Linked DNA regions of Mus musculus: region 2 is linked to region 1. Evidence: chromatin loops called from intact Hi-C (ENCODE). Cell type or tissue: left cerebral cortex. All regions are shown on one strand. Each heading gives the region's core, and the rest is flanking DNA. Links, peaks and the distances in the headings are about the cores only.

Region 1 (16,439 bases), core at 5,762-13,761:
CCCAGTAGTCCTAAATCTGTGGGCTGCAACCCCTTTGGGGATCAAAATACCCTTTCACAGAAGTCACCTAAGACCATCCTGCATAGCAGATATTTACATTACAATTTATAGCAGTAGCAAAATTACAGTTATGAAGTAACTAAAAGTATAATTGTATAGTTGGGATCATCACAACATGAGAAACTGCATTGAAGGGTTGGTCCCATGGAGCATTAAGAAGGTTGAGAGCCACTGCTGTGTCTATTAAGCTGAGTAAACCTTCAACTCAATGGCTATTTAACTCATGTAACTCACGGCGAATTTTCAGATAAGTTTCATGGCCAAGAGTGGTATTTTTAAACCATGGACTGCTAAAAAAAAAAAAAAAGAAAGAAAAAATAGTGAAACTGTTCTATTTGACTAAAAACCAAACAAAGAGTAAAAAGAGGGAATGGTGGAACATGTAATTGTGATGGTTCAGATCATCGTGTGTGTTCAAAAAGGCTGTGTGAATCCTACTGGGTACATGGCTTGACCTTTCTGAAGGCAAGTAGGACTCACTCACTTAGCTTTGCCTCCCTGTTTCTACACTAGACCCAAAGAATCAGAGTGGAGACATGCAGATCTGTGTGATTCAGCCAGCCAGGATCAAGGAGCCCTTCTGGTACAACCACACAGGGAAAAAAAGCTGGCGCTACTGACATAAACTAACGGTGTGACAGAAGCTTTCCTTCCCAATGTCTGCATTGAGACGTTTCTCCTCGTTAGACTCTGTGCCCAGTCGGTCCCCATTTGTGTTTGTTAATGGACAACTGTGCTTGAATCCAGCAGGGTTTATTTATTTCCCAAAGAGCTGTGCCTTATGCCTTGATCAAATAGGATTCATGTGTGCGTGTCGTTCTGCACAGACACCCGGGGCAGGATGTGGCTCTTTTCCCTTAACTGCCTCGATTCAATGGGATCCAGGCATTTTCCAACCGAACAGCTGTGGCTTGGGAAGAATCCAGGTGTTTTTCGCACTGAATATTTGTGGGATTGGCAGGGCCTGGGTATTTCCTTTGCTTCCTCTTGCCTGGAATCATTATAATGCACTATCTCTACCTATCTGTCTGTCTGTCCGTGTGTGTCTCTCTGTGTGTGTGTGTGTGTCTGTGTATTTCAGTGAACCTTGCTTTGTCATAAGAAATGGATCAACTATTGTATCTTTATGCAATCAAAACCTGGAAAAAAATTCGAGGACTAAACGCTATTTACCTTTTTCATTTGGTAGGGTTGTCTTTTATTTAGTTTTACAGAAATACTTGAATATTCTAAAACTCTTTTGTTTACAAGCAGCCATAGTATTTTCCTACGTGGAATAATTTCCTGCTCAGAAGGTGTAAATTTATTGGAATGGATCACCAGGTGTCACACCTGTTCTGAAACCCACTTGTAAAGAACCTGTTCGACTTGGCTTTGATTTCTCCTTGAAGAAGTAAGTTAGCCTTGTGAGGTTTGGCAATGCATAGGCCCTGTTAGAAAATGGTGTGTGGTTTTGGTTTTCACATCTTACCCGCCATATAGGAAAATTGGAAAGAGTTCAGAGAACAGAAACAAACTGATTAAAGGGTTTGGGAAATAGGGAGGTGGGCTATTATTACATCCAAGGAAAGGCTGGTGGGGAAAGAAAGGCAAGGCGTGTGCCAACAATGATCCGGAAGCCAGCTCTCAGGGGCTATCTGGCTGAGCATGTTTGATGCCCTTGGTGGAGGGAATAGGGAGAAGCTGGTCAGGCTGACCGATTTCGGGGACGAGAAGAAAGGTATAAGAAAGAAGGGTGACAGGAAAAAAACCAGGTCCCCATTTCTTCAGCCAGGGATTCTTTTCCACACAAGCCCCCTCACTCCCCCCCACAAAAGCAGGCATAACCTCAGTCTATCTGCTGCTTCATTATGACGGGGTTGCGTCCTGAGAAACCCATCATGTATTGAAAATGCTATAAAATGAAAATTTCTCCCTGTTAACCCTGGGTACCCTCACTGTGTACATGACACCTAGGCTGTGGTTGGATAAAACTATGGATTACAAACCGATTTCATTATAAAGTGTTTATTGATTGCTAATATTTATTTAATTGATGGAAATATTTAAGTTGCAAATTAATGGAAGTCTAAAAGGTTGGCTGTGTCAGGTAACTTATCAAATATATGTATTCCCAAAAATCTGTCTATTGTAGAGTAGATGTTGCTTGCTCTCGTGATCAAATGGCTGACTGTTTATCGCCAGCCCAGGAAAAACAAAATTACAAGCTGGAAGTACAGTATCACCTTTGTACTACTATAAAGAAATTACAAACCAAAGCATCACTAGCTGGGAGGTAGCTCTGTATGTAACTTCCAATAGATTTGAAAACAAGAGTCAACATAGTACATGCTTAATAAGATGTCAGAGTTCTAACTAAAACACTATAATAAAATGCTTGCTTTTCCTCTATTCCCACTGAATCATAGGAAAAAAAATCACATGTTGATATCTGAAACACCCATGTTATGTAGAACTCTGCATAGTCTATTGAGCCTAAAATTAGAATAAATAAGTATGTGCAGATCAAAAGAAAAACTAATATGCTTTTTGGGATAGCTTAGAATGTAAGATATGGAGGTAAACTTGTTTACCTATAAAATTTCTATTATGGTAGGATTCTAATCTCACCTGTCTCTTTAAAATATGTGTGTGTGTGTGTGTGTGTGTATTCATGTGTAAAGATGTGTATGAATACATGTTCAGGTGGAGGCCAAAAGTCAACATTAAGTGTCTTCCTCAGTTGCTAGCCATCTTATTTTTTTCTCTTTGTAGAGAGCTTTTAATTAAAATCAAGTTCATTTAAAAAATAGTTATTTATTTCTCAGTGATTTTTATATATGTATTCCATGTGTTTTGAGCAAATCAACCCCAGTTCTCTTCTGTCAACTTCTTCCAACATTGCCTTTGGGCTTCACATACTCTTCTCTTTTTAATCACTGGGTGGGTGGAGCTTGTTGCTGGCAGTGTGGGTGTGGGTGTGTAGCCATCCACTGGAGCACAGCAACTTTCCTGGGGACACATCCCTGAATAAAATGGGTTCTTTCTCTTCTAGTAGCTATCAACTGCTGGTAGCTCATCAGCTGGGGGCAGAGAATTGTGGGGTCTTCTCCCACCATGTTGGAATTTTAACTGGCTTGATCTTATGCAAGTTTTATACCTGTAGTGTCAGAGATGCTGTGGATTCCTGTGCAATGGGTCTGCCTTGTCGATGAAGCAGTTTGGCAGCAAGATTCTGAAATCTCTGGCTCTTACAATCTTTCTGTGTCTTCTGCAGTGATTCCTGAGTCTTGCAGCAGGGGTATGGGAAGCGTGTCCATTTTGTTTTCTGTAACAGCGTCTCTCACTGAATCTAAAACTCAAAGCATAGCTAAAGTAGCTGGCCAGCAAGCCCCAGAATTCCATCCCTCTTGTCTCCACATCCCCAGTGCTACATTACTGTATCATTGTGCCAGGCTTTTTACAGGGATGCCGGGTATCTGAACTCAGTTCCTTATGTGTCTATGGGACACACTCTGTAACGTATAACAACACAAAATATATGTATATTGAACACAGGGTATAAAATTAACTACAAAGTTATTTTTATGTTAAAAACAAGCTCTGTATTGGTTAGGATTCTCCAGAACTTATTTCATCTATTTAAATATCTCTCATTTTATCTGTCTAGATATCTCTCTATTTATATATCTATCTACCACCTATCAATATGGTATTATCTACCTATCAAATACTTATCTATCATCTGTCTGTCAATCATTTAACTATCAATTATCCATCTACCAATCCATCATCTAGAACTCAAATGTCTATCTATTTATCTTAAGCACTACTAGTTTGTTTTAAGTAATTGGCTGTCTTGACTTTGGAGCCTGGTAAGTCCAAAATCTATTTGCTAGCATGGTAGTTTGGATGTGCAATATTCCCCAACATGTGTTTAAAGCTTTTTCCCCCAAGGCGGTGCATTTGTAGGAGGTAGAGTTTTAGCCAGGGAGACCCAGTGGTGGGGGCCCTGCACCTCACCAAAGGGTGTGGTCTTGAAGGAGACTCTGGCATGCCAGAGGCTTCTTTGTTTTGTTCTTAGCCCTGTGTTGGGAATCTTTCCTCTGCTGTATACTCACTCCATGAACTGCTACCTCACCCACAGCCACAGGACCAACTGATGATGGACTGAAACATCAAAAAATGTGAACTAAATGTCTCTTTAGATAAGGTAATCATATCAGGCATTTTATTATAGTGACAGAGAACTGACCAACATAGGCACTTTAGCATGCTGGAAACTCAGTGGAGATTTATATGCTACAATTTTGAGGCAGAATACTCTTTTCTGTTTGGTTTGAAGGGCCTTCAAATGATTAAGTGATGCTCCCACCCCATTATGGAGGAAAGGCTCCTAACCTCCACAACCCGATTATAAATGTTGATGACATACAAAGTAACTTCACGGATCCCGTGCCACAGCGCTCTATACCCAAATACTGCCGGGAGAGAGCTGGTCTCCCAGGAGTGCAGACACACCTGTGAGCACAGGTAGGACCACCACTTCTGCTCAAATTCCTGGCCCAAGAGACACCTACCCTGAGCCCTCAGAACACAGGAACCAAGGAACAGTTGGGGACAGGTTTCCATCTGTACCCTGGAGCTGACCATGTGCCACAGCTGTCCATACCCAAATTCCTTCTGGAAAGAACTGGTCTCTCAGGAGTACTGACACACAGGCTTGCAGGAGAAACAAGCCACAGTCAGAGACAGCAAGACCAACTAACACCAGAAATAACCAGATGGCAAGAGGCAAGGGCAAGAACATAAACAATAGAAACCAAGGTTACTTGGCATCATCAGAACCCAATTCTCCCAACACAGTGAGCCCTGGAGACCCCAACACACCAGAAAAGCAAGACTGATTTAAAATCACATCTCATGATGATGATAGAGGACTATAAGAAGAACACAAATAACTCCCTTAAAGAAATACAGGAGAACACAGGCAAACAGCTTGAAGCCCTTAAAGAGGAAACACAAAAATCATTTAAAGAATTACAGAAAAAGAAAACCAAACAGGTGAAGGAATTAAACAAAACAATCTAGGATTTAAAAATCGAAATAGAAATGATAAAGAAATCACAAAGGGAGACAACCCTGCAGATATAAAACCTAGGTCAGAGATGCAAGCATCACCAACAGAATACAAGGATAAAAGATTGAATCTCAGGGGCAGAAGATACCATAGAAAACACTGACATAACAGTCAAAAAATTGCAAAATGCAAAAAACCCCTAACCCCAGACGTTCAGGAAATCCAGGACACAATGAAAAGACCAAACTTAAAGAAAACAGGTACAGAAGAGAGTGAAGATTCCCAATTTAAAGGGCCAGTAAATATCTTCAACAAAATTATAGAAGAAAACTTCCCTAACCTAAAGAAAGGGATGCCCATGTACATACAAGATGCCTACAGAACTCCAAATAGAATGGACCAGAAAAGAAATTCTTCCTGTCACATAATGGTCAAAACACCAAATACAGAAAACAAAGAAAGAATATTAAAGCAGTAAGGGAAAAGGATCAAGTAACATATAAAGGCAGACCTATCAGAATTACATCAGACTTCTCACCAGAGGCTATGAAAGCCAGAAGATCCTGGGCAGATGTTATACAGACCCTAAGAGAACACAAATGCCAGACCAGGCTACCATACTCAGCAAAACTCTCAATTACCATAGATGGAGTAACCTAAGTATTCCATGACAAAAACAAATTTACACAATATCTTTCCACAAATCCAGCTCTACAAAGGGTAATAGATGGAAAACACCAACATAAGGAGGGAAACTACATCATAGAAAAGGCAAGAAAGTAATCTTTCAACAAACCTAAAAGAAGACAGCCATACAAACATAAAAATAACATCAAAAAATAACAGGAAGGAACAATCACTATTCTTTAATATCTCTTAACATCAATGGACTCAATTCCCCAATAAAAAGACATAGAATAGCAGACTGGATATGCAAACAGGTCCTAACAGTTTGCTACATACCGGAAACACACCTCAGTGTCAAAAAGACATTACTTCAGAGTAAAGGGCTGGAAAACAATTTTCCAAGCAAATGTTTCCAAGAAACAAGCAGCAGCCATTCTAATATCAAATAAAAGCAACTTTCAACTAAAAGTTATCAAAAAGAGTAAGGGAGGATATTTCATATTCATAAAAGGAAAAATCTACCAAGAACAACTCTATTCTGAACATCTATGTTCCAAATGCAAGGGCGCCCACATTCATAAAAGAAACTTTACTAAACCCCAAAGCTCACATTGTATCTCACACAATAATAGTGGGGGATTTCAACGCTCCACTCTCATCAATGGACAGATCATAGAAACACAACCCAAACAGAGACACATTGAAATTAATGCAGTTATGGACCAAGTAGATTTAACAGATATCTATGTCATCCTAAAACAAAAGAATATACCTTCTTCTCAGCACCTCATGTTACCTTCTCCACAACTGACCATATAATCGGTCACAAAACAGGCCTCAACAGATACAAGAAGATTGAAATAATCCCATGCATCCTATCAGATCATGACAGACTAAGGTTGGTCCTCAGTAGAAATAAAAACAACAGAAAGCCCACATACACATGGAAGCTGAACAATGCTCTACTCAATGGTAACTTGGTCAAGGAAGAAATAAAGAAATTAAAGACTTTTTATTATTCAATGAAAATGAAGGTACAACATACCCAAACTTATGGGACACAATGAAAGCAGTCCTAAGAGGAAAACTCATAGCTCAGAGTGCCTCCAAAAAGAAACTGGAGAGAGCATACACTAGCAGCTTGACAGCACACCTGAAACCTCTAAAACAAAAAGAAGCAAATACACCCAAGAGGAGTAGATTGTAGGAAATAATGAAACTCAGGGCTGAAATCAACCAAGTAGAAACAAAAAGAACTATACCAAGAATCAACCAAACCAGAAGCTGATTCTTTGAGAAAATCAACAAGATAGATAAACCCTTAGCTAGACTCACTAGAGGGCACAGGGACAGCATCCTAATTAACAAAATCAGGAATGAAAAGGGAGACATAACAACAGATCCTGAAGAAATTCAAAACACCATCAGATCCTTCTACACAAGGCTGTACTCAACAAAACTGGAAAACCTGGATGAAATGGACAATCCGGGGCCAACCGAGGCTCCTTCGGCGCTGCCGTATCGTTCCGCCTGGGCGGGATTCTGACTTAGAGGCGTTCAGTCATAATCCCAGGCAATCATTTCCTGTGGCCACTCTGTCCCCTCCATTTCCACAAACATGCTGTCTATCCCAGCCACTTATTTATTTATTTATTTATTTATTTATTTATTTATTTATTTATTTATTGCACTTTGCCCAGCTTCTGTTCAAACTCATTACATCACTATACTGCTATCCGTGGGAAGGCAGAAGACAGTGTACTTAAAGGAAAGGTCAGATAAAAATAACCATCGGAGGGCTCAGTAAGTGACCACAGACCTGAGGGCAGAACTATCCAGGTTCAGGGACCACCGAATCACTCACTGCCTATGTGACTCTGGTCTTGCACTGTATCTGAATCTCAATTTCTTTACCTGCAGAACAGGGCTAATCATTACAAACTTTGTCCCAATGGTCTAGATAGCATTTGATGTTGTAAACTTTTTGTTCCAGCATTTTATAACTATTTGTTCTATTTAATTATCACAGTGCAAAGAACTGTCTTCAGTCAAGGAGGAAGTGATTTTCAGGATGGCCAGCCCATACTGATACCTTGTAACACCAGGGAGGATTTGCCCAAGCCTTTCTAGCTGTGATAGTTTCTGCTCTTCATTGTGGGGGTTTTACATCCTCTTCCTTCAGACACTCTGGGCCCTGAGAAGTGAGAGCTGAGATTACAACTCATCTCCTAGAATGTTTCCCCACATAAAACAAGACCGCAGGCCAGCATCAGGTGATGCAACCCACTCGAATGCCTCTCTTAAAGTTCCCATCATCCTTGTATTGCTCCCACTTAAGAGAACAGAAACTTAGCAAAACTCAATAACTTGCCCTACTTTATAGAGCCAAGTGAAGTTTCACCAGCTGCAAAGATAAAGGGGATTGCCACTCACACCACGATTTTTTCCCTCAAAGGCTCAGACATTGCCTTGTCTCTTTCAGGGCTGTGCAACCACATTACCCAAAGAAGCCCTCTCCTTTTCTTTGGAGAACTGGACTTTCAGTCTAGAAATCTGTTCAAAGCATTCAGGGATGTTACTGAGATGTTACTGGGATTGTGTGTGTGTGTGTGTGTGTGTGTGTGTGTGTTCCAATAATAAAACCAACAGGAAAACAGGTTTCCAAAGCTTTATTTTCCCATTTGTTCAAAACTAAACCTCTGTTAACAAAGTCCGTGTCAGTGCCATGTGCAGGAAGAAGATCCGCTTTTTCTCTTAGTGCCAAGGAAATATTGGACGATGATAGTTTCACATAAGCTGAAAAGGTTCAAAGGAGATTCACAGGATGAGTAAAACCAGCAAGGCAAAGCTGGGACTCAGTACAGTGAAGGACCTCAGGGCCAGTTACTCTTTAGTTGTGGTTTCCAAGTTCCAGTTTAAAAGTTCATCCATTTATCTGCCTATCAGTTATTCCAGCCACTGGATACATACAGTGAAGAGTGATCTACTATTCACCAAACACTCTCTCAGACTCTCTCATGGGGAGTGGGTTAAAGCAGCGCTTTAAGTCTATGAAGAGGGTAAGATTGGAGTAATAGACCAAGCAGATGAACCAAACAAGCTGATCTCAGGTACTTAAAGGCACTTTGAATGAAATAGAATGTGAGGATCTAGGTTTACCCTCCCACTAGAAGGAGGGTAGTCAGGGAGATGTCCCCTCAGTTGGCATCTTACATGAGACCTGAAGGAGAAGGAGCCTGTTTGGGGGGGGGGGCAAAAAGAGATCTAGACAGGGAAGCTCAACAACTCAAAGATTCTTCAATGAGCAGGGAAGAAGAGCAAGGTGGGCAATTTAGGAAGGAGTCTGAAACAAGAAGCTATCATGTAGGTTCTGAATAGGGGTTAAAGGCTTAGTGTTGGCTTTAGAAACAGTCTGAATGCTTGGTGGAGAACCACCTCAGAAGGGACCAGTGGTGGCAGTAGTTGTGGTGCTTTGTAAGACTCCTGATGCCTTTGCATTAAGTTGGAAAGAAGACTCCAAAGGCTCAAGCCTGATCTCCCAAATGCTTAAAGGCACTTGATCGATAAAAGGGAGGCTGACATTATTTTAATAGCATCTCTGGTTACATACAACACTGCCAAGAAAATCATTTGATTATTATTTTTTCAGGGGTACAGGTTGGTGTGGCTGCTAATTAGCAATGGCATGCATAGGCCACTCAATATAAGAAGGCGTTTCACTGGGGTTTCTGGGGAACTGTATGCTGGCCTTTTGGTCTCCCCCTAGCACAGAACAGTATCTAGGAAATTAATTCTTCCTTCTGGCTGAAATGCAAAATTGCAGAAACCTTTTGCTACATATGGCTGGCCGCTCTCAAGAGAGCAGACTCCTCTGGTGGAGCATACTTTATTAGAGGCCATTTGTCAGTTTCCATCTATAGCTGTGGATAGCAGGAGAGAAGCCCGAGACTACACAGGCTGAGGTGAATTGTCTTTGGATTCAACCCTAAGCTACTTTGGAAGAGCTATCAGATCCCTGCAAGGTTCTTCTCATAGGGCTGGAGGTAAAGCCGTGTGCTGGGGCTTATGCCACAAGGTCAATCCGCACATAAATCATCATCATAAAATATGCTGGCAGGTATGATGGCGCTGGATGCCTAAAAAGGTCCGCAAGCTCCATCCATTGTTGTCATCACAGGTGGCAGAGGGGAGTGACAAGACACTAGCACGCTGCTAAATAGTAGCTCGGCATAATAAAGCGTGCCATGTGTGTCACAGATTTTTTCGGGATTTCTGGAAGTTTTCTTTCTCCTTTCTTCTTCTTCTTTTTTTTTTCTCCAAGTTCCGCCTTCCCTGCTTTACAGTCAAACTGGCCCCAGCTGTGCATCTCCTTTTGACTCCATCTGTCCTTCCGCTGAGGAGGTGGGGTTCTCTCGCCAAATAGAGAGCACAAGTTTGTCTCCTTAAAGTGACCATATAACCCCCACCTTACATGGAGCCATGGGCAGGCTCGCTGCAGGGGCTGTTCTGAGGATGGAGAGAGCGAGCTTAGGGGCAAGCTACTGGCCTCTTCCCTAACCCAGTACACTTTGCACGCAAAGCCAAGCCAGACAACCCCATCAGCGTCACTGTCTGGGGCTGCGTGTCCATCCGGCTAGCCGTTTTTTAGTCCTTCTACAGAACCGAGGCTCGCAGGTTGGAATTCATCCCGGTGCGAGCCGCATCACGCACGGGGAGGGGACTAAGGAGTAGGAGGCCCAGTCAGAGGGGGCTCCACGGAGTCCCCAGCGCCGGGAGACGCGGGAGGTGGAGTGGGGTGGGTGGGGGAGCGGCCGCCCCTGTAGCAGTCTGCTGCCCGAGCGGCCCCTCCCACCGTTCCTCCCGCCCCGCGCCCCCTCGGCCTCCCCGCCCTTTCTCCACCCCCTTCCCGGCCGGATCCCCTTCCTCTCCGTGTGCGCGCTTTAAATAATTTCCTCCTTTTTGGCAAAAGAAATAATGCACCTGACTTTACCAGGGGGAAACAGCCAGCCGAGCAGAACAAGGAACAGATGTAAAAGGAATAGAAGAAGAGAGAAAAAGCGATGGGACTCCCTTAAAGACATCCAGAGGCTGGAGAGGTGGCCGCGGAGGCAGAGGCAGCTAGAGCCGCCCCCGCCTGCGTGAGCTGCGGCCAGAGGACGTCTGCACCAGTTGCAGATGCCACCTTGGGAACTCCCGGGTCTTTTCGTTTGTTTGCCAAAGTCTTTTCTTCCCTGGCTTAATACTGAAGAGGCTCCTGGGTTGCTCTGAGATCCCAATACAAGCTGGCAGCTAGCCGGAGCCTTCTTCCTAAAGAGCTGGAGGAGAAATGAGCCCTGCTGGGCGAAGGATGGGTGAAGGGCGTCAGCCGGCTGGGTCACCCCGTGGGCGGCCCCGCGGCGCCGGGGCGCAGAGCTCCCTGCTCCGGCTTTTCGTCCACGCCTGGCTGTGGGCAGCCTCGGGCTCATCTGCCCAGGTGTTCAACCTCAGCCTCTCGGTGGACGAGGGGCTGCCCCCAGACACACTGGTGGGTGACATTCGCGCGGGGTTGCCAGCAGCTCAGCAACAGGATGGGAATGGCTTTTTTCTTTCGGAGGACTCGGATGACTCCCCGCTGCTGGACGACTTCCACGTGCACCCGGACACTGGTATCATCCGCACCGCTCGGCGTCTGGACCGCGAGCGACAGGACCACTATAGCTTCGTGGCCGCCACGCTGTTGGGAGAGGTGGTACAGGTGGAGATCCGCGTCAACGACGTGAACGACCATTCCCCTCGCTTTCCCCGCGACTCCCTGCAGCTGGACGTGTCCGAACTCAGCCCGCCCGGGACAGCGTTCCGCCTGCCAGGAGCCCAGGACCCGGACGCGGGACTGTTCAGCATCCAGGGCTACACTTTGCTGCAAGCTTCTGACATGCCCCAGGATCCCACAGGACCCTTCTTCCAATTGCGCTATGGGACGCCGGGGTTACCGGCGTCGCCTTCCCTGCCGGTGTCCTCATCACCGCTGGAACCCTTAGACTTGGTGCTGCTGCGGCGCTTGGACCGAGAGGCGGCGGCAGCGCACGAGCTGCACATTGAAGCTTGGGACGGTGGCAGCCCTCGGCGCACCGGCCTCCTGCACGTGCAGCTGCGTGTGTTGGATGAGAACGACAACCCGCCAGTTTTCGAGCAGGGCGAGTACCGCGCCACAGTACGTGAGGACGCCCAGCCGGGCTCTGAGGTTTGTCGCGTGCGTGCTACTGATCGCGACTTGGGCCCCAATGGCTTGGTACGCTACAGTATCCGGGAGCGGCAAGTGCCCGTGGCGAGCGCAGGTGGTGGGCCACTGGGCGATCCGGGTTATTTTTCTGTGGAGGAGCTGAGCGGCGTAGTGCGGGTGCAAAGACCTTTAGACCGGGAGGAGCAGGCCTGGCACCAGTTGGTGGTCCAGGCCCGCGACGGGGGCGCCGAGCCAGAGGTAGCCACCGTGCGCGTGTCCATTGACGTGCTGGACGTGAATGACAACCCTCCTGCCATCCACCTGCTCTTCCTCACCGAGGGAGGTGCGGTCCAGGTCTCTGAGGGCGCCCACCCAGGCGACTACGTGGCTCGAGTCTCAGTGTCCGATGCCGACGGTGACCCAGAGAAAGAAGAGGAGGCTGCAGGGGTGCTTGGTGCACGCCTCCTTGGGGCGGGCAGTATAAAGTTGTCCTTGGAAAGTGGGAACGGAGTCTTTGCGCTGCGGCCCGGTGGTCCACCTGGAGTATTTTTCCTTTGCATCGAGGGCCTCTTGGACAGGGAAAGCCAAGATCTATACGAGTTAAGACTAGTGGCCACTGATGCAGGGTCCCCGCCATTGAGCACGGAGGAGTCGCTGTTGCTCTGGGTCTCGGACCTCAATGACCAGCCACCTGTCTTTAGCCAGGAGCATTACTGGGCCTCCGTGTCTGAAGCCGCTGTCCCTGGCACCTCGGTGGTTTGGGTCAGCGCTTTAGATGCTGACCAGGCGGGCACTGATCACGCCAAGCTGCGATATGAGCTAGTGCAACTCTCAGATCCCTGCCAGTCTGAGGCTCTGTCACCCGAGGAAGAGTGTGTGCCATCCTTCAGCATCAATCCCGACAACGGTTTGATCAGCACCATCCGAGCTCTAGACAGAGAGGTCCAGGAGACAGTGGAGCTGAGAGTGGTGGCCCAGGACCTTGGAGAGCCGCCACTTTCTGCCACCTGTCTGGTGACCATTACAGTGGATGATGTGAATGACAATGAGCCCGTTTTCCGGAGGCAGGTGTATAATGTCACTCTCGCGGAGCATGCTGCAGTTGGACATTGCTTTCTGCAGGTGAGGATATCAGGCCTCTGGGTCCCGCTCAAGGCCGAGGATGGATGCTGAGGATGTAAATGTGTCTGGGATAATGTGACATAGGTGCTTGTGCCCCGTTGCAGAAGCAAAGACACCTTCTGCAGACCCTCCAGTGAGAGGCGAGAGAGCTCATTATCTAATCTCCAAAGCTTTGGGTCATGTCTTGGCCCTGTGATCTCTAAGGTCCTTTCTCCATCACAGTATACGTTTTTCTTGGAATTTTCTTCTGGGACCCCAGTTTCCTTCACATTGGATTTCTCCCAAGTCCAGTTGGGAGGCACTACCCATTGCCCCAAAGCAGATCTCAGGCTGTAGGCAATGCCATACACTTTTGAGAACTTTATATGGTGTCTCAGGACTCAGGGTAGCCTTCTCTTTTTCAAACATTGAAACCCTTCTGAGTGACTATCTACCTCCGAAGTCCCTCTTACTCTCTTTCCCACCTGCTTTGGGAGTTTACCAAGGTTATGGATGACATCAAGTCATTGTAGCTATCACGTTTGTGGGCTGAGAGCCTCCAGTGAGGACTTCAGTGCTGGACGGGAGGAGACTCACTCAGTACACCGTGGTTGTCCCAGGGCCTGGGCTTTGCTATTTGACTTGGGTGTGTTCTTGAGAGTTCTTGGGATCCCTCCTGTGCTATCAGAATGCTGTGTTCTGACTTTCAGGCTGTCCATCCTTATCGCTTCTCTTATTCTTACCTGACGTTAGATAAGCACATTTCCAGGACTGACTTAGTCCCTCCAGGATAAACTGAAGAAATAAGGAGGTGAAAGTTGACTGGCTGCTGGACTGAGTTTAGGATTTAATTAGCACCCATGTCTGTGTAGATTTCAGACCTCTGCTCTGAACTCCCGGCTTTACAGTTACAACGCCTGGGCTTTAGCTTTTATAAAGTACACTCCTGGTAACCTTAGATAAGCGAGGCGCTTCTATATTGTAAAAATGGGTTTTCAGTGTTGCTGATATCTTTTTAGCTTTGTAGTTAACAGTACTCTTATCCCTTCTCTAGCTTCTGGAAATGTGGGTCATGACCATATGGGGTAGTATGAGAGAATATGGGGACTGTAAAAAGTGTAACAACATCAAAGGTGTCTAAATTTCCCAAGATAAAAAATTAATTCAAAATGAACCTTCCATGGAGTCAGAGGGATTCCTGGTACCCCTCATCAGTGTTACATCATGTGACTTCACTGCAGTCTTGCTTCTGAGCACACAGCTTGTGTTCTTGGTATTGCATGTGCTTGCAGATTACATAGCACTAGCGAATGTCACCAGACACACCGGCTCTCAGTCTGAGACTCTCATTTGGATTGTGGTATTTATTTTTTAAATTTTTATTAATTTTTACTATATATAGAAAATTTGCATATATAATATATACCTAGTCAATATATATTTATCAAACACATATTTAATAAATATAAATACATATATCTTACATAATATACTATTATATAATTATTGTTTAACAAAGATTCAGGGTCTGTTGTAGCCAGAGTTAGCTTTGAACTTCCTATGTAAGCTTCTACCTCTCAAGTTGTGGGACTACAGGCTTCTAGTATCTCCATTTTTGCTCTTATAAACATACTGCTTTAGCTACAGAAAACAGGTACTTTTAACATTTCCCCACTGTTATCCTTTAATATGTAGACAACAAATTAGTATATCATTGGATTGTTTTGCATTAGAATGTTTGATTTTAAAAGTTGCTGTCTGAGTTGTTGACTTTCATTATGACTTTCCAATGAATTTTGACTTGGGGTTAGCAGAAAATTTACAATAATTTCTAAAATGGTTGTCTTAGTTAGGGTTTTACTGCTGTGAACAAACACCATGACCAAGGCAACTCTTATAAGGACAATATTTAATTGGGACTGGCTTACAGGGTCAGAGGTTCAGTCCATTATCGTCAAGGCAAGAGCATGGCAGCATCCAAGCAGGCACGGTGAGAAGGAGCTGAGAGTTCTACATCTTTATATGAAGGCTGCTAGTGGAAGACTGACTTCCAGGCAGCTAGGGTGAAAGCCTTAAAGCCCACACCCACAGTGACACACCTCCAACAAGGCCATACCTCCAAATAGTGCCACTCCCTGGGCCAAGCATATTCAAACCATGACAATGGTCTTAGATATACATCTGCAATTTTGTTGTGTGTATTTCTATGAAGCTATATTCTCAATACTGATGATTACAAGATCAAAATGTGGATCAGTTCTGAAAAACACTGAATATATTTGACATCCTGCAGTATCAAACATACAGTCAGGGCAAATTCTCTGTGCAAAATTAAACAAGAACACCCATTGTATTAACGTGAGAAAATTGGTTTTGTCTTTAATACATGTTAAAATTATCTGCCAAACAACTACCTTAAAATAAATTTACTTATGAGTCATTATCAATAGATGGTTATCCTCCATACCTATTTGTATACATAGAAGCCCAGGGTATTATAAAGATGTCACGTGTGGTGCAGCAGTTTCCACTGTAGCTGATCATCAGTTTGCATTTATCCATAGGAGGCTTGATAAGCAGTCATTCCTCACGACTGATATGAACAAGTCCACAAGTGTCAGTGACTAACACCACCAAAGAGTGTTTCATCTTTTTGAACCAGAGTCTGATGTCACAAAGGATAGAGGTGATCATCTGCTTAAGGTGGAGGAAACCTTGACAGTGATGGATTAATCCCACCAATTATCCAGAGATCAGCCATGTAGACTCAGGAATACTGCAGAAAAGGCTGAGACATGGAGGGGGCCGTAGATGCCCAGTGTCCAAAGATAGTCCCATCAGATTTGAACTATGACATCATGATAGGGTAAAGGTTAGATAGGGTAATTCTCAAGACTGCTTCTACTTGGGAGGCTTGATGGGCTTGGCATGATACTAATAAAATACAGCTTCGTTTGCAGGAGAAAATATGGGCTCACTGTGACTGTTTTGATTAGAACCTATCAGTAGAGTTGCTTCTAACACTACAGTATTCTGCCACCGGGGATAACTTTATCCCCTCCCATCTCCACGTGTCCTGGATCCATTACGGAGGCTCATCTGGGCTCAAGCTGCAGCTTTGACAGTTTTCCAGCTTTCCCAGTGCTGCTAGAGACAGTATGAAATTGTGCTGATTGGAATTCTGGAAATTCCAGGGATCTGTATAGCCATTGAAGAGTGGTTGAGACCCTTTACCTTAGACTCTAACGGCTGCTCTTAACTAGCTGCGACTGCCTCCTAAACTCCAGGGTGTTTTCTTTCTGTGTTTTTATTCTCCCTTTCTTCCTTTCCCTCACCCTCTCCTCGGTTTCTTCAGTTGTTAAGTATAGATGCTTACTGCATAATCCAGAACTC
Region 2 (16,439 bases), core at 5,009-13,008, 95 kb after region 1:
CATTTCCCTTGGGAAGAAAGAAAAGGAACAGAATGAGAGAACGAGAAGGCGAGGAGAAAGACAACAAGATTGCTTGGAGATATCCTTTGTCTTCCTATCACCTCCTGGGGATTTTTATCTGTTTCCTCTCACATCAGAGGCCCAACTGTCATGCACAATGTGAAAGCTATGTGTTTTGGTTTAGTTTATAGAAATGTCACATCCGAACTCTGAGTTGGCACTGTGTTTCGAGTCTTGGAATCGTGACTTAACAACCAGCTTTGTGTTCTGAAGTCGTTTTCCAAATATATAGAGATTCTGCTCTGAATTGGAAGGCACACAAACACATTGAATTTATTTATGTGTTTAAAGAATGATCATCGACTGTTTCCTGTCCATCTGGCGCCGTTCTAGAAGCTGGGAGGGTAATGATGGTGAAGTGTTGTTATTCTATGACAGAGGGGTGTGTGTGTGTGTGTGTGTGTGTGTGTGTGTGTGTGTGGTGGTTCCTGAATACAAAATGCTGCACACAAAGAAATAAATCCGTAAGTAAATTTCAGATGCTAAGTGCAGAGGGAAAATAAAGCAGGTGAATGAATCAGCGTCTCGGTGGGGTGTAGAGTTTACTCAGATTCTAAGATGTTGATAAAAGCTAATGTTTCGTTTACAAAAGCAATAGTAAGGACAAAGTAGGGAAACTTAATGAATTAAAGCAGAACTTGACACTTAGTAGCCCAGGCAAACCCAGAAGCAGAAGGTATAATTATCTTCAGGCCAAGACAGACCATGAAAGGAGAGTGGTCTCTAAGACTCTGCCTCAGGCTCCTGTTATCACAGGACAGGCATCGAGGAAAAGTGTCTCTAACCTTACTGGTATCCCATTGTTCTAAGTCACTGGAAGTCAGAGAGCCATAGAGATACAGAACATAATCCACCCACACAGGTCCAGCTTCTAGGGTACAGGGAAACAGGAGGAAGAAGAGTGTGCACTTTAGAGAGGCCTGAAGGTGGAGGTATTGAGCGGCAGAGGAAGTGGGCTCTCATATGGCCATAGTGATCTAGACTGGGGTGCAGTTTCAAGTAGTTCAGAAATAAGTGTGAGTGGCTGGAAAAAGAACCCAGTGGACTCAAAAGTGCTAAAAGTAGCTCAAAGTGCTAGCCATGGAAGTGTGTACACCAGAATTTAGATCCTTAGCATCTATGTAAAACTCCAGTGGGTGTGGTTAGGCACCTGGAATTCCAGAGCTCCGGGTCAATGTTAGGAGGTGACCTGGTTAGCTAGCCCAGCAGAATCTTGAGCTCCAAGTTCAGTGAGCAATCTTGCCTCAGGGCATAAAGTGGACAGCAACCCAGAGAGACTCCTAACATCAACCAGTATGCACGTGTACTCAATCACATGTGCCCACACACATGCAAACACACCTGCATAGATCATACACGCTCATATGACTAACATGCGTTTTGGAAAGATAATCAGCATTATAAAACTACACACACACACACATATAAATACACACACACACACACACACACACACACACACACACACACACACACATATATATATATATATATCAACAGTTAGACCTCCACACTCTAAGTCTTGGATCTGAAAGGTGAGGAAACGTTCTTTTGTAGCAAATATAATTGAAATTGAGCTAGTGATGACTGTTAATTGCTGGAAACAAAGAAGGAAATGCCTAAAATGCCTAAGAAACTAAAAATACCATGGACCCAAAGGCACATTTGGGACATATTTCAGGAGCAAGCTGTCACTATAGTGATGACACTGCAATCTTTTCAGAACCTGTGTAATTTAGAACAACCCCCCTTTCATCTGAACTCGACTGTGTGTAGATTTGCTATCCTTGGTCCTGGCTAGCTTCCTTCCTCCCTTTTGCTTTATTTCTTTCCTCTGACTTTCTTATTTCTGCTTTCTTAATGAATACTCGACGAACACTCACAAGCTGATTTTTCACAATTGCAAATATGGAAGCAGTAAGTCACCGCCATGGAAAGGCCAGGCAGGGGGCTGAGTGTCAGCATTGCAGAGTCCTTAAGTCACTCATGGAGGTGATGAGAATGGCTGATAGACTGAACAGTCACTGAATGGGAGGAGGGCCTCTTAGTCAGGGGACCTTGGTTTGTCTTATAGAATTCATGAGCATCTTAGAAGATGGGTCCTAAAGACTGGGTTTTACTGGGAACTTAGTTCTTTGCTGAAGTATTATGTTGCCCACCACATGTGTATGAGATTTCAACTCTGTATAATTGAGTATTTCCTTGGTGAATGGACTATAGAAATCAAGGTGTGTGTGTGTGTGTGTGTGTGTGTGTGTGTGTGTGTGTGTGTGTGTGTGAGGGGGGGGGGAGAGAGATAAGAGAGATTTTCTTTTTGTGGTGGGAATATTCTCTTTTTCTTCTTTCTGGGATCTCAGGGTTTTCTTTTTAAACTCAAAAATATGTTTTCTATGAAAGCATTCACTTCAAATGTAAGGACACAAAGTTCTAAGAGTGAGGAAATTGATTTTTAAAAGATTTGCTGTGAAGAGGGTTGGTCACAAATGTGTCAGGTAAGAGAAAAAGCCAAACCTTATCAACATACAAGCAAAGAATATTAACAAGTCATCCAATGGTTCATTTTGAGAAATCAATGTGATCAACATGAATGCATTTCACAAAACAGTTTCCAGAGACATGAAGCAGTCAATGACAGAATTGTATGAAGCAGATAAACGGTAATACAGGGAAGCTTCAATGCCTACCCTGCCACGCCCACTGAGCAGGAGGACCATGAACTGCACAGAAAACAAAAAATACTTGGCAGACCTCCAGAGAAGCATGCACACAGCAGCAGAATATGCCCAATCTTCCCAAACTCTAGTCAGCATCTTCCACTGTGGCCATGTCTTAGAAATAGAACAAGTTTTCAAAACTAGTGAAGATCATGGTTTAAAAAGTGTCTTCTCCAAGAACCTGGACTGCTGGCCTCAACAGCAGATGGAAGACTGAGAAACACATGAAAGACATGTGAATACTGTTTCAGCGCCAACATGTTCTCATTCCAACATGTGGAGAAATACAAGAAGATGTTTGTGTTCTGTAGAAATTGTAAGTAATTTCTACCAAGCTCCTATAGACATTGTTATAGAAATAAAGAAAATCTTCCTAAAATGTATCAAATTGAGAGAAGCCACAAGACTTCAACAATTGTGATGGAAGGGGCAACCTGAATCACTAAGCCCTCCCAGTACCCCCTCCCAGAGCCCCCCCCCCACCCCTGTTCCCCTTCTCCTCTGAGAGGATGAGGGTGGGGGGAGGCTGAGGATATTCCTTGAATCTGGTGCATCAGGTCCCCACAGGTTTAGGAACATTCTCTCCTACTGACGTTAGACAAGGCAGCCCTGTTGGGAAACGGACTCCATAGTCAGGCATTAGGGAGAGCCAAAGAGAAGTGAGAGACAGCCAGATGGAAGAGGGGACTAGTCAGGGCTCAGTTCCAAGATGCTAAGGTTGTTTTGGTGGGTGGGGGTGATGCAGAGCAAGGTCAGTACATTCCCAGAGGAGATGAGAAATGTGATTTTTTTTTTGGTAACCCAGAGAGCACTTCTTTACAGGTATGCTTTGGGTTCATACCATTTTCCAAGCTGATAAAGATATAACACATTTAGAAAAAGAGCAGTTTTTTCTTACCCCTACCCCCCCCCATTTTAAAATTTTGTACCTAATTAGCAATTTTGTGGTTTTTGTTTTTCTTTCTGGAAACTGAATTTCCCTCAGAACTCTTCAATATTTTCATTGGAACTTTAGAGTGTAGTTTAAAGAAATAAACCACTGCCAGGCGTGGTGGCCCACGCCTTTAATCCCAGCACTTGGGAGGCAGAGTCAGTCAGATTTCTGAGTTCGAGGCCAGCCTGGTCTACAAAGTGAGTTCCAGGACAGCCAGGGCTATACAGAGAAACCCTGTCTTGAAAAACCAAAAAAAAAAAAAAAAAAAAAAAAAAAAGCCTCTATAAAAATAGTCATGTCTTACTCTAAAAGGGTCTAACTTGATTAATATAGACAAGTTATAGATTGCTTTCTATGCAAATTTTTTTATCAAGATTCCTAAATTCCTAAAGAGTTTTGGCGCTGGCCTATTTAAATTTGTCCATTAACCATAGATCAGGTACCATCATAATATTTAAATTAGAGCAACCATCGGTTTGCAAATGAGATATTGTTAATGTGATTTTAAATGATCTAGTTAAATGTATTTCACACATGAGTATTCTAAATTTGCATTTTTATTGCAAAGACTCTGGAATCTAGATATGACAGGAGTTAATATTAAAGGTGTATTAGCATTAACTTTCTTACTTTAAACTTGTTCTTGAAGGTTAACTTCATATTAACTATATGCAGATCTGAAAATTGACTAGCAGAGCCCATGAGCAATTGCCTATGTGTGGGACACAAGGGAAGGGTCGTATTTGATGTATTCGTTGGAAGAAAAGGAAGAGTTCAGCTTCTAAATTTCTTGATTTGAAAGGAGACGGGAAGAAACGGGGGCAACCAGAAAGAGAAAATGTGGGGTATAGTCAGTCCCAGGAAAGCATGGAGACAGACTTGCCCTGCCCCACCAGCAAACCGAGGTTCTCCTGGGATGGTCACTATGGAACAAGTGGATTAATAACCAGGCTTTGTAAACACTAAAACACTCCGATATGATGAACTCTGGCAAGGTTTGCAGAAAGTACAGCATCAGAGACCAAGGGGACCGGTTTCCAGGTTGTGTAGAATACTCCACTCACGTGGCTGTGGATTATCACAGTGTACACTCTTAGCACATAAGCAGGAGACCACAGCCTGTGTGGTCATAGTGAATGGTGTGAGTGCTTTGAAATAAATACCTGGGAGCGTTACACATTCTTAAGAATTAAAACACAACCACAACAACAACAAAGCACCACCAGCAAAGCACCACTCTATTGTTAACAAGGAAAAGGTTTTGTATGACTCTTCTGGGATCAGTTAGACAAACATGTAGTCCCTATTTAGAGTTGCTACAAGACCTATGCCACTACTATGCTCCTCGAGGCTCTGAGGCTTTCTACGTGGAGCAAGTAAGAGGTGGTGTAAAAAAGGAAGAAACAAAATCAGCTTTCCACATCGGGGAACGGGGACCAGATATGAGGAACTTGGGAAAGTAGAGCCTAACGTAGATGTGACTCATCCAACTCTTATGTAGCCTCTATGTTTGGGAAGCCCCGTAGGAGAAGGATCTGCAAGCTTTCAACCCAAAGCAGTTGGATTCCTCAGGCTCAGAATTTGCATACGTTAAGTGCATGTCTTGGCAGTCCCAAGTTTCCATGGGTGTTTCCTTTTTATGTCTCATTACAAACTGCACCACACACATCAGGCCACTTCAGGACTATTGAGTGCTTTGGGAGTGAGATTGCCTTCACTATTTCCTTTAGCTTTTGGTATCCAATACATTCATAGGGAAAGGATTGCCTGTGCTTGTGACCTTTAGTCTCTTGGGAGAGATAAGTCCCCAGAGTTCATGGGGTGGGGAGGGGACACTGGAGTAGGGTATGATAATGCCCTTACCACCACAGTCACTATTATCCTAGCTCCAAGATTAGCAGAAACTCTAGTGTACTCAGTCGAGTGCAAACTGGGACATTAGCAATGTTGAGCAACAGACAGTGCTACAGCTCAGAAGAGATTCATTTTCCAAACGAAAATGTAATACATGACTCCTCTGAGAGTAAGCTGTGTAATAGGTTTGTCAGGACTCCAAAAGAGTTTCTAGGAGTAAGATGTAATGAGACGAAGGAATTTAGTCATTAACATCCATGTGTGGGATTGGTTCTCACCAGAAAAACATGACGGGGTATCATTTACACTTTAGCTATAATATAGTAACAGATATTGGGCTTGCCCCTCCACTCTAAACAATATAAAACCAAACAGACTATGTGAGACAACTGTTTCCAGGTGTTGGGCAGTAGGCAGAACGGGACTGGGGTCTTGAAAGAAAAGCAGCTTAGGAGAAGAACCATTGTCAGCTCCAGTCCTTTGACTCGGGGTAGTTTTCTGATTGTGGTGAGATGAGGTAAGACTCCAGCCAAAGGGTGGTCTTTTTGACAACTAGGCTTCAGTGTGGCTAAACTTTGGGAAAGGAGCATGACTGAAAGAGCCCCCTAGATTGGTGTTTGCTGTAGGCCTGAGGTCCAGAATTGCCACATACAAATGTGGGCAAGCTGTTGCTTTGTAGAGTACAGTTGACCAGGAAGACTTGGAGCTTGTCTTGTGTTTGAAGATGCTGAAGTTCCATCACTGAGACCAAGAGCCCTTGCTCAACAACTAGGACATTCTTTTAAGAGTATAAAAAGGCCATACCCTAAGACTAATCCTTCAAGTAAGAGTGATGGTCCTAGGACAAAATGTCAAGTCTACAAAGGAAAGCAATATAATTTAGGATATTTATACCACACATAATAACTAATGAACACTAAAATATCAACAGAAACATAAAGAAGCAGAAAAATATGATTAATTATCAAAACTTGAGCAGTAGGTACCCACCCAAATAACTACTGTTAGATTTATCAGATGAGGACCGTTAGGCAGCCATTTAACTGTGTCAGATGTTTTTAATGAAATAATGGCTCTAATGAGAACTGGCTTGTTGATGCTAGAAAACATTAGGTACTACAGAGAACATCTAAGTGGAAATCTAGAAGCGAAGAGGCTGATATCTGATATAAAGAGTCTAATCTGAATAAAGGAATGAGTGATTAATGGATCAACTAGACACACAAAGACAAGAAAAAGTGGGAAGACAGACAGACGGACAGACAGACAGACAAGGAAATAATCCCAGCAACATTCCTCTTGATACATAAGCACCTATAGGACCTCTTCTCATCCAACAATGAAGAGCACACAAAGGTGACAAGGACACATAGGATGTTCACTGTAGATCATAAAAATCTCAAACACTGAAATTATTAAAGACATGGACTATGTACTGTGACCACATAGATTTAAATTCAACCAGCAGCATTAGATAAAAGCCGAGCATTCCAGAGTGAGCTGACAATCTACAATAAATGATGTGTCAGGGAAGAAATAAAAAATTAATTGGAAAATATTTTTAATTTAGTGATAAAAAAGCACATTAACTTTGCGATATGCATTAAAATCAGTTAATAGACAAATATTATGTTATATATTTTAATAAGAAAAAAAGATACAAGGAAATAAATTGAAGGAAGGAATTGTAAAGAGAAAAGCTCATAATTGAGAAAATATAATTCGGGAAAATTAACACAGGGAAGGGTCTTTGAAAGGTAATACATTCAAGGAGAACCTTGGAAGAACAACCAAGAAAAGGAGAAAATGAATTATCAGTAGCAGTAATGAAAGAGGATGCAATTATGGAGTGAGGCACACTGAACATATACGATGCAAGATTACATATCAATAAGTTTGACAAGCTACATGAAATGGACGAATGGGTAACTATAGAACTGATGCAAAAGGAAAGAATAAATTTGGTAGCTCCAGTGTACTTTATATGGGCAACATTTATAATAATGACTCATCCCTTTATTCAAATTACCAGCTTTGGATGTAGTAATAAATTCTATCCTACATCCAAGAGAGAATTCACACCAATAGGTGTTAGTTATGGTTTAATATGGGAAAAAAAATCAGAGCTAACAGACTTGCTAGGCAAATATGACTACTTGGCTCTCAATTTTGTATGCTTCAGCCCATGGTGGATTTGGAACATTACTTTTGGACATGTGGCAAAGATGGTATGATGTGGGAGGGTGACACATCGCCTCAGCCAGGAAACAGAGTAAGAGAAGAAGCCAGGATCCCAATGTCCTCCTCAAGAGTGCGTTTCCAAGGATCTCACATCCTTCTATGAGCAACAAACTCCTAAAGTTCCAACCCCTCCCAGCAGTATGACAGTTCATCTTAAATGTCCAACATGCATGAGCCTTTGAAGAACCCTTATGCAAGCTATAACACAACCTCACAAGGTAAGGAAATGGAAGATAGAATGTTTCTCTACATAATGCTAACATGCAAAGGGCACCGAGACAGTGAAAATAAACTAAATCATAACTAGTGACCTTCATGAACAGATACAAGAGTCTGCATCACAATATTAAGAAATTAACCCAATGAAACAAAATTGAAACCAACTGGAGTCTTAATACAATGTATGTAACCTTTAAGGCTAATGGAGAGGGTGGGAGATGGCTTAGTGGATTCAGTGTTTGCTGCTGAATCTCACAACTGTGAGAACTGGAGTTCCAATCCTCTGAGTGGAAGTGAGGTTGAAAGGCATGAGTTCAAATAATGAGCCTCTTATTCTCTAGCATTCTATGTGGTTAGGAGAGCACAGACTAGAACCTGGGAGGGATGGGAGAGACCCTCACAGTAGCGATGTGTATAGAGGAGCAGGCAATATAAGATCAACACAGCCTTGGAGTGAAGAAAGGATTTTGTAGCTATAGAAATACAAAGCTTTGAGAAAGGAGGAAAGATACCTAAGAAGGATTTTGAAGGTGTTTTATTTTGAAGAAATAGAACCCTCGTTACTTCTTGTTGCCTTCAGGGTGGATTTGTGTTTCCTCTAAAATGCCATCATGAAGTGCTGTCATGTTTCATCTATGTGTGCGAATACTTGGAATGGTAAAGGCTTTGGGCAGGATTCACAAGCATTTTCAGCTCTCTTCTGTATATATTAAACTCACCCTACCATATCATGGGGAGTGGAGATCATGGGCAAGCCCCAGGGAGTACACTTCTGGTTTCTTGGTAACCTGGCCTTTGAAAGCAGTTCTGTAGCATCCTTATCAAACAGGTGGTTAGACGATGCTTTGGCTGAAAAAAAACACTGACTTCTCAGCTGGATCAAAAGATAACCAAAGCCAGGATGAAAGCAAGCCAGGCACTTCTGCCCTCATCTCGAATCTGTCTCCTTTCAGCCAGGTCACACGAATAAGCTAATGTCCTGAACCCTTAGCCACCATATATTGCAGGAAAAACAAAAGCCTATGTGACAGATGACTCCCTCCAATAAGGTCAATTTCTGCAAGGGTGAGGCTACATCTAGAGCACAGTGGTCCTGCCCTGTCCTGAATCTACTTTGTTCCTTCAAGCAATTAGAACTTCTTGGGCCCACCAGAGGAGCATTGAGCTCATGACCAAGGAGGTCCACACCTAAACCAGGCTGCTTGAATTGTAAATACTTCATGATTCCTAGAGAGAGCTCCTGCCAATGCCTTGCTAGGAGCCACAGAGGACAACCTTACTTGTGCCTCTTTCCCGTGAAGCCACAGCGAGTGACTCCCTTCCTCTGCTTTTCACTTTTCATGGTTACTCATCTTGTTAATTGGCAGATTGGGAACAAACAAGTGGAAGAGCTTGTCTTGCTGGTGGTGTGGAAGCCGGGGCTTTAGCCCTAAAAAATCATGGCTATCCTTACAGCTCTCAACCATAACGTCTGGTCTTGGAAGCCTTGTCACTTTGAAAGCAGATCTTCTGGGGTTTGTAAGTAAAACATACTAGTGTTTTCTCCACGGGTTGCCTGCGTAGGGAGGAACGCCCTATGGATTTATGTGTTCTTGCAATTCATTCACAGCAGCTTGGAATTCCCTTTCTGCTCCTTTGCTCCCAGAGGGACCCTTAGGTTTCTCGAGTTGAGTGGAAACAGCTTGAAGCTATGGAAACCTCAGCAGAACATTCAGAGCCCAGCTGGAATTGACTGTAGGCTGCTCAGCCACCGAGGACAGCCATTAGTTAGGATGGATTCAGCTTTGGGGTATGGATCTCTTTGTCACCAACTCCCTCTGCTGGCACCGTGTTTTCTCCTCATGACTAAACCCTGTTCCTCATCAAATATGATTTTTATCTCCATGCGGTCGTCTTAAAAATAGCAACTCCAAACCAAAACAAAATGTGTTTATTTACCAACATAAGGGCTCCATGAGAACTGATGGCTTGCAGGGCTCATTTTCCATTCCCCCCCTTCCTGCCTCTGCCCATCACAGTTCCAACTTTCCTGCTGCCACGATCTGTGGACCTCTAGATCTGCACCGCACCTCAACACCTCATTGTCGGGTTCAGCCATGGAACATCTCTCACACAATGTACAGTCTCTCTTTGTTAAATATAAAGTACTTAAAATATGTATCCATTTAAACTGTCACTAACTATTAACAGATTTGTGTGCTTATGAAGTTTTTTTTAATTTAAAAATTTTTTGGCAGATTCCAATGTCAGAATCTCACATGCCATGTGATTTAGAAGAATGGTTAAAATCTAAGGGGAGGGTGAGTAGGTCAAAGGCTGAATGGTACTCAACTGCTCTAGGAATGATACCGTAGTTAAAAGCAATCCAGAATGGAGCATGGAGGTTGTTCTCAGGCATGACAGTCTATTTACAGCCCTGTTTCTGCTTTCAGTCCTCCCAAAAGGCAGATACACCGAGGACTCATGTCCACACATTTGGTTCCTATTCCCTGCCCATTTAGCAGGAAGCAGATTCAAGTGGAAAATACAGTCTTGCCTATGAAGTTTGTGATGTAAAAGGAGAGCCTGTCTGTCCCTCTAAACCTTTTGCCAGGGTGTGATCTGGGATTGGCAGACCTCTGCTGAAGAGTCTTTGATTTTCAGAGAACATAATGAGTTCGGGTAGTCGTGGTGGGCTTAGATTTGAGTAGGAACAGGGAATTGTACTTCTTTACGCAGTAAGTTAGTGTGACATTATGGCATAGTGGTAGTGCTGGGGAAAGATTATTCTGTATGACAGTATGATAGGGGGTCATTCAGGGCTAGGGCTGGATCCTTCTGTTTGATGTTATGATGGGCTGATAACCAGGGTTGGGGAAGGATCCTTCTGGATCTCAGGGGAAGGAGGATGACTAAATACGCCGTTGTCATGGGGACAGCATTGTAAAATGAGAAGCCTGTAGCCATTATTTCCCACAAATGGTCTGCAAAGTTTTGAACTCACTCTGTGTTGTCATCACATTGTTTGGGACATGCCTCATTCTGTCTCCAACAGTGATTTATTGATCTGTGGAGGAACATTCTGGAACCACATAATCTGACAATAGAAGGATTAGGGTTCGATGGACAAAGTATGGTGGGAAGGACTGAGAATTAGTAATAATAACTGAGCATATCGCATACTTATGATAGACCAGGCATTGACTACTTCTGTACACTCTTTCCTTTCCATCTTTACAGGAAACCTGAGAAGGGGCAATCAGCTGCTGATAAGCCTCATTTGACACAATTCATAAATGACTGACTTCAGATTCAAACTCCTGTCTGAGACCCCTGTTCTTTTAGGGCATAGAACACTTTGTATGTGTTGATTGTTTATTCCAATAAAATTAAGATCCAATCAGATATCACTGATCATACTCTATGGTCTGAGGGGGACGTTCACCTTAGAGTCTTTAAAGAAATTAGACAATCCTGTTTCCGTTGAGGTTTTTTCCCTCAAAGAAAATTGAGGTGTTTCAGCTCCAGTAGCCACCCTCTCCTCTTCAGCTCAGCCCTGAGCTATTCATAAGCACTTCCTTTTCTATTCCCCCCTTCCTTTTTTTCATTTTTTCGAGACAGAATTTTTTCTTTATGTAGCCTTGGCTGTCCTGGAACTAGTTTTGTAAGACAGGCTGGCCTGGAACTCACAGAGATCCCCCTGCCTATGCCTCCCAAGTGCTGGGATAAAAGACGTGAGCCGCTGTCTGGCCTCCATTTTAAATTAATTTCTCTTCTCACTTGCTGCTTTTTTCCATACCGTTTTATTCTACTCAATGCACATATGAGCCAGCTTCCTGATGTGTCAAGTTTTTGTTATCCATTCCTAGGGGTTGCGGAGAACGACAGAAAAGAGAAAGCTTCCTCCTGTCCATGTCTGCCACCCCCTCATTTTGAGAAACCATTGCTTCGAGAGTCTGTGGTTTAGATTTGGTAACTGCAAAACATGGGTTTAGGGAGATGATATTTTAAAAACAAAACTACTAATACAAAGTGAAATCCAACTTTGGAAATGTTAACTGTAGAATGGGAAAAAAAATCCTATTGTTAGGCATGACCAGGCTTAGAGAGCAGAGGAGAGAGGCCTTGAAGGAGGAGCACTGTCTAAAAGAGGCCATCTTGAAACTGAAGGACCGTCATAAGCTGTGGGAGGAAAATAAGATCCGGTAGGATGCGTAAGAAGTATAAGCATTTTTATATTTTAATGATGCAATATTTTTTTAAACTAAGCCCATTTCCTAAATTGGGTCAGCTTTAGAAAACACAGATCATATCGGTGGAGTCTCTTCTTGGCTGTAGAATTTGTATCACAGACATCCACTAACTTTATTTCAGACTTTTGGCCCAATTTACAAAAGAAGTTGAGAACAGAACTAGAGGAAAAAATAACCAGTCATTAAGCCCTAGTCCAAATGGTATATGTGGATTAAGTAGGATTTGAGAAACATGGAAGAACTTTTGCCTAATAAATATTCACTCATATAACAGTTTATGTTCTCTCCCTGTGCCAACTTTTATGGACTTTCAAGTGTCCTACTTGACTGTACATTGTACTTCTTAGTGTGAGCCCCTCTCTAACCTTAGATCCTTCTTTGTCTCTTCCATTCCTCATGGATGTACAGAGCCATGGCTCTTACGCCCCTCACCATCCAGGCTGTTGCTTTCACTGAGTAGCAAGGGTTTGGACACATAAATAAATTAAATCCAAGAGGAACAGCATTGGGATAAGATGGGGGAGTGATGTGAAAATGTAGAGGGTGGGAAGAGCTTTCCAGCTGAGGTCCAGGGGAAGCTCAGAGGCAAGCTGCACTGGGTCTTCCTCCTCACAGATGTGGATTAGGGGTGGGAGTTACTCAGCCAGAAGTGGAGCAGGGAGGAAACACCACACTTGAGGCAAAGCCCGGAACAAGCACTAACAGTGGGCTTTGCATTCAGATGGGACCCTGGCATTTAAAGGACTGGGAGGAGACAGACTATAAAAGGTCTGGGGACACCTTTAGAACCTTGAGACCAGAGGAGTATAAGCAGTGGGCCTGCAAATGCCTTCTCCCTCCTGAGTTCACAGCCAGCTGGGGGGTGGCCAGCACGAATAGGAGTTACAGAGCCACCATGGTCATAGTAAAAACAAATCGGAGGCTACACTTCCAGAGTGGTGGCCCAGCGGGATCCTAATACCTCTGCCTGAGTGAGGAGGTCCGTGCAGGATTCTTTCACGGGAGCAGACACGGAGCACATGTCAGAGAGCAGGAATGCCTCTCTCTCTCCATTCTTCTCTCTTGTATCTTCCTCCCTGACCCAGCTCCTCCCTGCCTCTGTATCCCCTTTTCTTTCTTCTAACCCATCCCACTTACCCTTCCCTTGTTCCACATTTATTGTCTTTATATTTTATCACAGCCATTGACTTTGACACGTGGAGAAAAGCATAGCCAACGACAGGCATGGCATTCATATTTGAGAATGAACTCCATGATTTAAAGGGGAGGGAATCTGAAAAGGAAATCCCAGCTGGGCCTCAGATAACTTCTCCCCACACTAGGATTCTAGTGAACCACAAAAGGACAACTGTGTCCTCCACCCAACTTGTGAGCCTATAAAATGCTCACAGAAACTTTCCTCTTGAAAACATAGGGAAGCACATGAAAAGTGTCATCAACACACTCTGCACACAGGAAGCTTGGTCAGTCTGCGGTACTTCCTGCCTCTGAGCTCCTTCTGGTCTTCAGTGAGCAGCTCTCAGGACCACAAGTCCCTCATTCTCTAGTTTACTCTCCCACTTGCCCCATTTTCTGTCTTTCTTTGCTTAGAACATTTGTTTTCCAAGAAAACCACTCCCGTATTTCTGTGTAATCGTTAAGATAACTCCACTCGGCTGTCTTTGCCACCATGGTGGGTTGTGGGGCAGTCAGGTGAAATGAAGACAGGTGGGAGTCCTCTCTAAGAGTGTCTTAGATGGTATTCAGATGGCCCAGAGCCTTAAGTCAGGACAGTGCATGGAAGCTTTGTGTGTAGACGTACTGGAAGAATACACCTTTCTTGGGGTGTAAAGGATGCCAAAAAGAGCCAGATTCTCAAAGGAGTTACAACCCAGCAGGAGTTAAGAACATCCGTGTTTAAATGAATAATTACGAGCACATTGTGACAAGTATGTGTCATGCAATCTGAATAATGAAAAATGTCATTAATATTGTCCCCAGTACATGTAGCCTCATTTAAAACATAGACTTATCTATCTCCGTGAAGAGAGTGACTGCACCAGCTAGCGGCCCACACAGTGGTCTTTCTTCCTTCTCATTGCTACGGAGTCCCTACCTTTCAACTCTCGTTCAAATGGCAACATCCTCTGGGTACGTTCCTAATCCTTCCACCTGTGTCAGCTTTGCTCCACTCCACAGCTTCTGTCCTGCCATGTTCAGCCATGTTGGGGGCCCAAAGTTGAGGTCTCAGGGCCTCAAGAGATGAGGGCCTGAGACCTCAGATACTGTAAGACAGTGACACTTATTTAAGTGTTTCTTTCTAAGTTGTTTTGCCGGTTGTTTTATAGCAGCAATAGAAAGCCGAGTACCCCTCCATGGCAGGAGTTTGGGCTTAAGAGCAATTTTAGACACTATCAGCATTCAAGATCACTGATGGCATTGGGATAGGATTTTGCCACTAAGAAATAATTCATCTAAAACAGCCATATGAAGAGGCTATTCTTCATACTGTCTTTGTTTCACCTAAGTATGTACTAGAATATGAAACCCATCAACCAAAAGTTCCATGCCTTGCCGTTGACTGAAAAAGTCATGAAATGAGTAGACCACCATATCAGTGGGGTTTCAGGCAGTATGTAGAGGGTCTACCTCACAGGAAGTGGGCTTTGCACTAAGTTTCTCTTAGGAAACTATTTCGAGTAACACGAGGGATCTCCTCCCACCTAAATGTCTCCTAGGTGTCCATTCCTCAGCTGCCAAGTCACCGTAATGCTTTTAGGAGTGTGTGGTGTCTGGATGAGAGTAGCTCCCATAGACTCACTGTTTCTATTTGTGGAAGTGTTTGGGCAGGATTAGAGGTGGCCTTTTTGGGACAGAGGTGGTCTTCTTGGAGGAGGTGTGTCTGGGAGTGGACTTTTGAAGTTTTAAAAGCTCACACCAGGCCCAATTGCTATCTCTCTGCCTGCAACCTTTGAATCAGAAGTAAGCTGTCCAGCTGTGCCTGCCAGCTGCTGTGCTTCCCGCTGTACTGATCATGGACTCAGTCTCTGAAACTGTAAGCCAGCCTCCAGTTAAATATTTCCTTTTATAAGTTTCCTTGGTCATGATGTCTCCTCACAGCAATAGAGCAGTAACTGGGGCAGAGTATGGTACCCATTTCTACTTTATACTTGCTAATATCACGTGTTCTTACGTTGTCGATTCTCAAAATCATATGAAGCCATTAGGAAAACTATACAAAATTCAGTAAGATGTAGTAAAATTAAAGGACCAAAAAACCAGCACTTGAGAGGCAGAGGCATATGGACAGTTGGAAGATAGCCTGGTCTACATAGAGAGTTCCAGGATTGCCAGAGCTATGTAGTGAGACTAGATCAAAAAACAAAAAATGAAAACAAAACAAACAGATAAAAACAAAGAAGGAAGGGGGAAAGAAAGAAAGGGGAAGGAAGGAAAGGCGGAAGGAAGGAAAGAAAGGAAAGGGAAGAAACTCAGAGAGAATGTGGAGTATAGCAGTGACGTGGAATCAGGAAGAACATAGTTCCCAGAAGCTGACTGAAAAGCCAAGTGCAAGAGATAAAGCTGACCCATGCCTGATGCTGACATCAGGAAGAGCCCTGCTAGTGCAGAGAGGCAGCAGGTGGCTTTCCCCGACCACGGAGACTGTTTCCCTATACCTCTGTATAAGCAGAAATGTAATAGAAACAACTTAAGTGGTGTGTTTATAATGAATGTGCAGGTCTGCAGAAGTGACAGGATGCAGCAAGGCGGTGCAGCCCAGGCTACCGTGCCCCTTCCCATCTGGGACAGCTTTGTCCTCCAAGAAAGTGGAACTGCTCACATGAGCTCAGGTTTCCAAGCAGCTGTGAAACCTGGAGCTGTTAGCTGTGCTCTAGAAGGCTGGGGTCACCGCTGTCACCTCAGAGTTTGTATTGCCCTGGTACCCGCTTTGGTCTGCGTTACGGCTTTGCAAGCCAAGAGATCCTACTTGAGTTTACCCTGCCCTATCAGCGCTTCTTTCTTGGACTACATCCTTCCAGGGTGAGGACCTCTGTGCTCAAACCTGGCTTCTCAAACCTGGCTTCTCAAAGTACAAGTAGGAGCAGCAGGCCTGAAAGCCCAGGTGACATGAGTCAGATTTACGGTCCGCATTCTCCCCACCCCCACCCCGAGAGAAACATAAAGAGGAATCCTTTGGGGAAACCT

The links. A loop is a pair of places that touch in the nucleus more often than their neighbours do. Peaks named below come from ENCODE experiments on the same cell type or tissue, not always from the same donor. Only the 100,000 strongest peaks of a DNase experiment are listed, where the experiment ranks them.
Region 2: a loop joins it to region 1, with 2.0 times the contacts of the local background. A loop is called at or near these places in 13 of 42 quality-filtered maps.

The regions. Positions count from the first base shown.
Region 1 is chr3:83,116,876-83,133,314 of GRCm38, forward strand. Gm10710 (predicted gene 10710) reads right to left here and starts at 12,371. Exons shown (of 1, transcript NM_001358023.1): 1 at 8,401-12,371. The coding sequence starts at 11,211. The coding sequence ends at 10,687. Dchs2 (dachsous cadherin related 2) reads left to right here and starts at 10,652. Exons shown (of 20, transcript NM_001357165.2): 1 at 10,652-13,067. The coding sequence starts at 11,073. In left cerebral cortex, for the core only: no CTCF peak of the experiment used is centred there; DNase peaks (open chromatin) are centred at 10,400, 10,996 and 11,874; H3K4me3 peaks cover 2,198 bases.
Region 2 is chr3:83,212,502-83,228,940 of GRCm38, forward strand. All of the region lies in intron 1 of Dchs2 (dachsous cadherin related 2), which reads left to right. Among named protein-coding and RNA genes, the nearest start is that of Gm10710, 91 kb to the left of the region's middle. In left cerebral cortex, for the core only: a CTCF peak has its summit at 9,847 (motif pointing left); DNase peaks (open chromatin) are centred at 5,299, 5,669, 7,798, 9,572 and 1 more place.